2 separate regions of the Homo sapiens genome follow, and region 1 is linked to region 2. The links are chromatin loops, found by intact Hi-C in ENCODE. Cell type or tissue: body of pancreas. All regions are shown on one strand. Each heading gives the region's core, and the rest is flanking DNA. Links, peaks and the distances in the headings are about the cores only.

The links. Peaks named below come from ENCODE experiments on the same cell type or tissue, not always from the same donor. Only the 100,000 strongest peaks of a DNase experiment are listed, where the experiment ranks them.
Region 1: a loop joins it to region 2, with 5 times the contacts of the local background. A loop is called at or near these places in 2 of 110 quality-filtered maps.

The regions. Positions count from the first base shown.
Region 1 is chr12:125,385,672-125,388,486 of GRCh38, forward strand. All of the region lies in intron 2 of TMEM132B (transmembrane protein 132B), which reads left to right. Among named protein-coding and RNA genes, the nearest start is that of TMEM132B, 200 kb to the left of the region's middle. In body of pancreas, for the core only: no CTCF peak of the experiment used is centred there; no DNase peak of the experiment used is centred there.
Region 2 is chr12:125,192,757-125,195,571 of GRCh38, forward strand. All of the region lies in intron 1 of TMEM132B (transmembrane protein 132B), which reads left to right. Among named protein-coding and RNA genes, the nearest start is that of TMEM132B, 7.8 kb to the left of the region's middle. RefSeq lists an enhancer at 1,159-1,690. In body of pancreas, for the core only: a CTCF peak has its summit at 1,270 (motif pointing right); no DNase peak of the experiment used is centred there; H3K27me3 peaks cover 461 bases.

The DNA of each region.
Region 1 (2,815 bases), core at 316-2,815, 190 kb after region 2:
CAACTAAAAGAAACATAATCAATTGATCTAAACAACAGTCTAGTGAATGCCAGGGGCTTAATGTATTTTTTATTGAAACCATGGGAGGTGGATCAGTGTTACATAATATTTCTCATATGGGATATTCATTAATTTATTAGTTCAACAAATATTTGAGTGTCTTATATTTGCCAGCCATTGCTTTTGCACTGACTAGATAGTTCTCTGATCTAATGAGACTTATATTCTAGTAGGAGAGACACAGAAATCCTTGGTATTTTGGTGTTTATGGTGGCCATTTTTTGTGAATTAAACAAGTAATGAAGTGCTTGTTTGCTTGTTTGTTTGTTTGTTTGTTTTGAGACAGGATCTCACTCTGTTGCCCAGGTTGGAGTGCAGTGGCAAGATCAAGGCTCACTGCAACCTCTGCCTCCCGGGCTCAGGTGATTCTCCCAGCCTCCCAAGTAGCTGGGACTACAGGTGCTCACCACCACTCCTGGCTTGTTTTTGTATTTTTTATAGAGATGGGGTTTCACCATGTCAGCCAGTCTGGTCTTGAACTCTTGGGCTCAAGTGATCTGCCTGCCTCGGTCTTCCAAAGTGCTAGAATTACAGGCATGAAACACTGTGCCCAGCCATTTGTTGATTTTGAATGCAGCAAGAGTCTAGATGGACGCATGGTGGGAGGGAAGTAAGGTCAGATGGCTTTCAAGGAGAAAAAGTGCCTGGTTACGTATGACTATGGTCTAGATGTGGGTCCACATTGGCACCATTGGTGTTTTATGAATTAGGGAGTGGCATACTGTGATTTTGTAGCAATGCCAGCTAATGAAAAATACCTATCACACATGAGCAAATTAGTAGATTCTTTTTGCATTTGCATTTTTTGCTTTTTCACTGGGTTTGTTGCATTTTTTCTTCTCTACTTGTTCGTTTGTTACAGTTTAAAATGCCCATGGAGGCAAGACAAGGAGTGAGCAGGCTGAATAAAGTAAGACAGGCATATCCAAAGAGCCGTGGGGAGCTAGAGAGGGAAGAGCAAGTGCAAAGACTCTGAGATGCAAATAATTTTGGCTTTTAGGAGGAATAGAAAGGTTTTTCCTGGATCCAGTGAAATCTGATTGAGTTTCCTGGTATGCAAAGATAAGAACAGTTCACCAAATGCATGCAGCCTGCTGTTTTGATGTCTCACAAAGAAGTGTGATGATCTGGCTAATGTTGCACAAGGACCTGTCAGCTATGTTAGAAATAAATCTCACACTCTCTAAAACCCAGAGCTTCTTTACTTTGTATTCCTCTGGGTGTGTGGTACTCATAGTTAGTCTCTAAAGGCTGTTTTTGAAGTGATGACACACAGTTAAGGACACTGAGGTACAGGGGAGATGTTGTCTAAGAAAAGTGGTTCTGAAGATCCCCGGCAGCATTATCCATGATCTTGATTGACCCAGACAGAAAGAAGTCTTCTATCTTAAAAGTATTTGCCTCTGCTTTTTTCTGGGGGTGGGGCGGGGAGATGGTGGGGGGGTGGGTAGATTTGTGATCCATTGCATAGGAAGTCTCTCTTCTGAAAAAAGGGGTAAGAGTTTTTTGCTTTTATTTTCCAAGTCCCTGTCAATAGCACTGTAGCTTAGTCCACAAGCACAGCTAGAAATACTGGACCCTTGAACACAGTAACTCAAATGGGTTGAGTTGTTTGTCCTCTGGTTGTTTATTAATGAAAGAATAGTTGGGTCTCTTATCTGTGTGCAGTGGACAGACTTTGCCCTTGCAGGAAGGTGAATCAAGGCAGTGCCAACTGGAGCTTGGTCTTCTTGGTCTTTTGTGTGTCCCTACATAGACCAGAAGCCCCACTTCACATGTCACAGGTCTGTAGCCAACAAAGTCTTCCCTCCTTCTGTAGGTTGAAAAGCTATTGTGGATACCTTTTATGGGAACAGCATTGGAAACAGCTTTTGAGATGTGCAACCCCAGTTTGTAAATACCACCTACCTTGTTGGTAGTCATTTATTGAGCTGCTGTACCAGGCTCCAAGTAGGATATTGGAGGTTTAAAATAAGAAATGGTGGTGAATTTTAAGAAGCTTGTTACTGAGATGGATAAACATCTGTCTCCATCTTCCATCCTCCTGTTTATTAATTTATCCGTTATCCATCCATCCATCCATCCTTAACTAACAGCAAAAGGCAATGTAAAGAATTCTGGATACTGAGATGAACAGAGAGTGAATACTAAGGGAATTCAAAAGAAGGAAAAGTCTTCGGGGGTCAGTACTGTTGTGGAATGATCAGAGTCTTTGACTAGAAAGGAGGAGTCTTCTCTACAATCTGCTCTTCTGTCTATGGGTTTGATGTTTGGGTTCTGAAAGGCTGGTAGTGTGGCACAGATGATAATTATACACGAGGCATGGAGGGCTGCATAACACAGGATTTGGTTGTGGGGGAGGTTGTTAAATCTCCTTTTCCAGAGGCATTTTGGAAACATAAAAACCTATTGTCGCCCGGGTGCTGTGGCTCACTCCTATAATCCCGGCACTTTAGGAGGCCAAGGTGAGTGGATCACTTGAGGTGGGGAGTTCAAGACCAGCCTGACTGACATAGTGAAACCCTATCTCTACTAAAAATACACAAAAGTAGCTGGGCGTGGTGGTGCACGTCTGTAATCCCAGCTACTTGGGAGGCTGAGGCAGGAGAATTGCTTGAACCCAGGAGGCAGAGGTTGCAGTGAGCCAAGATCCCACCATTGCACTCCAGCCTGGGCAACAAGAGTGAAACTCCATCTTAAAAGAAAAAGAAAAACAAAACAAAACAAAAACCTGTTGTCCCGTATGGTTTAATTG
Region 2 (2,815 bases), core at 68-2,567:
TGGCTGCAAACTTCTCTTGTTAGTCACCAGGATTTACAAATTCAGAGATGTCAGTGTCACAATCCAGTTTCTGTCTTTGCTCAATAAATTGGGAGATCTTGGAATACTGGTTTAGCCCCTTGGCCTCTGTGAGACTCAGTTTTCCCATCTGTAAAATGGGCGCCGAAATTCTCCCTGGCTGTTCTCATTACAAGGCTGGGTGGTTCAGCAAGAAAGAGGTTTGTAAACAACAACGGCGTGCTGATGCCATTGTTGTGCTAACAACAACAGCCTAACAGCCCTGAGGCTGTTAGCACAGGGCACGAGTCCCAGGACAGGAAAGGAGGCAAGAAAGGAAGGGCTGACTGGGGACACATGCAACCATCACAGCTGCAAAGAGAAGAATCATGAACCATCAGCCGTCTGCCAAGTGGTTTCTCACTTCAGGATTTCATGGGATTCTTGGGCAACTGTTGAGTGAGGGGTAGGATGTGTCCTCAGATGGGGACACTGAGGCTCAGAGGAACCTAGGGACTGACTCAAGATAAGTCAATCCATGAATGGCAAGGTAGGGTCTCCTCCCCAGAGCTCATGACTTCTGCCCTGATGGTGCCTTCTTGTCCTGGAGTTTTGCCTCAATTTCCCTGCCCTCAGGCCTGGGTGCCTGTGATCTCCAGGGCTTGTGTTCTAGGGCAGGTTGGGTGATGATGAGGAGACAAATAAGAAGCTCATAAATACACCCACAGGAAAATCCCAGACATTAATTTGTGTTTTTCATGGTCAATGCAAGGCGATATGATGAAGAGTGACTGTGCGATCCAGGAAGACTTCTTAGAGGAGGTGGCAGTTTTCTAATTTGAGACCTTAATGACCAGAAAGAGCCAACTGAGAGAAGGGGGTTCCAGGCAGAAGGCATGTGAATCCTTGCACGGTTCTTTGCAGAGTGCCTGGCACACAGCAAGTGCTCAAGAAATGGCAACCAGCTCATTCATTCATTCATTGAACAGAGGTATAAATCGGGGCTAAGCACTTGGGACACAGCAGGGAACAAAAGAGACAAATCCCACACTCTGTCATTCTTGCAGAGCAAGACAACAGTGAAGCAGTGGACAAAGAAATCTGAACTTCAATGTCAAGTGCCATGGGGAGAGAAATGAAGCAGAGGAGCTCAGAGGAGCTGGTCATCGCTTTCCTGCTCCACCAGCTGTGTGGCTTTCCATCTTCCCATTCAGGGCAGAATGGACTCTCAATGCCCATTCTCTGCCGGCTGGGGGCAGGAGAGAAAGAAGCCTGGGTTCTTTGGAGTTGAATTCCAGTGCCTTCCCTTGGCAAAATCAGCTGGTTCTGCAGCCAGGGTGCTCCTGTCTCCCTTTCCTGACACCTGACTCTTAACTGATCAATACCCTCTCCTTATGCTTCGGCCCTAAAATAGTTACATAAAAAATCAATACAGTCCAATTTGATTTGCTGTATTTTATTACTGAGGGTGATAGAGTTGCTCGGTGCTCCGAGCCTGGTCTGAATTAACCCGTTGGTGGGGGGGTCTTACTCATTGTGGCCACGCCTCCGAGTCCGGGATGCAGTGCCCGGGAGGGGTGACTCAGTAAATCATGCCTCAGATGTCTGCTTTGTGTCCTGAATGCCTCCTGCCGGGGCTCTCAACACATCACAGCAAATGGACACATGAAAATACTGCCGTGGCTGCAGCCGGCACTCCTGGGGTGACTCCCCCGGGCCTTCCAAGGGGTCTTGGCTTTGTTTTTGGAACTCTGGAAGTGGGGCTGGCAGCACCTCATCTCCTGGCTCCCGGAGTCTGCGGCTCTTTGTTTGCTGGGTCCTCTCCGTGTTGTGTACTCTGCCGACGTATTTATGTCTTTGGCTTGGTATTTTTCCTTTCTGTAGTTGTGCCATCTGCTGCTGCAGGCTGCTAGCATTCCTGGCGAGCAGAGGGGGCCAGGTCAGTGGGGTTGGGGGGCACCTGGGCAGAGAGATGGCAGAGGTGGGAGGGCCGGGTGGGAGGGGAACCTGTTTTTTGCGAGTCTCTAGGTTGGGCAAGGGAAGGGAAGGGGGAGGCATGGTGTAGATGGAAAATGTTATTTTGCTAGAAAACTTGTCTCTAAGCAGCAGCGAATCATAACTTTTCCAGGCTGGTGGAGGGCTGCTGGCTGCCTCTGGGCCATATCTGGCCTGCAGACTTTTCTTATTAGTTGCCGACATTTAAAAATTGGGAGCTGTCAATATTACTATACAGGTTTCTGTTTTTTCTCAAGAAATTGGGAATTCTGGGCAGTGTTGGCCTCGCCTCTTGACCTGAGACTCAGTTTCCCTTTCTGTAAAATGGGCTCTGAACTCGCTGTAGCTGGCCTTGTTCCTGGAGACTCCCTCCAATTTGCATCCTTCCTGCCTTCCTGCCTTTGTCTTCTCCGAGACATTTTTACTGTGCACCTGCACTGTGCCAGCCCCTGTCCGTGGTGCTGGGGATATCAGCAGGAAAAAGACAGGCAAAAAACCCTGTCTTTGTGGTTAGCATTAAGGTGGAGAGAGACGGATACTGAACACAATAAATAACTAAACACACCGTTCATTACCTGGTGGTCTGTGCTGTGGAGAAATGGAGTGGGCGAGCAGAGATGGAGCGCTGGGGAGGAGGGTTTGCGGGTTTTTTTTTTTTTTTTTTTTTGAGATGGAGTTTTACTCTTGTTGCCCAGGCTGGAGTGCAGTGGAGTGATCTTGGCTCACTGCAACCTCTGCCTCCCGGGTTCAAGTGATTCTCCTGCCTCAGCCTCCCAAGTAGCAGTGATTACAGGCGCTCACCACCATGGCTGGCTAATTTTTG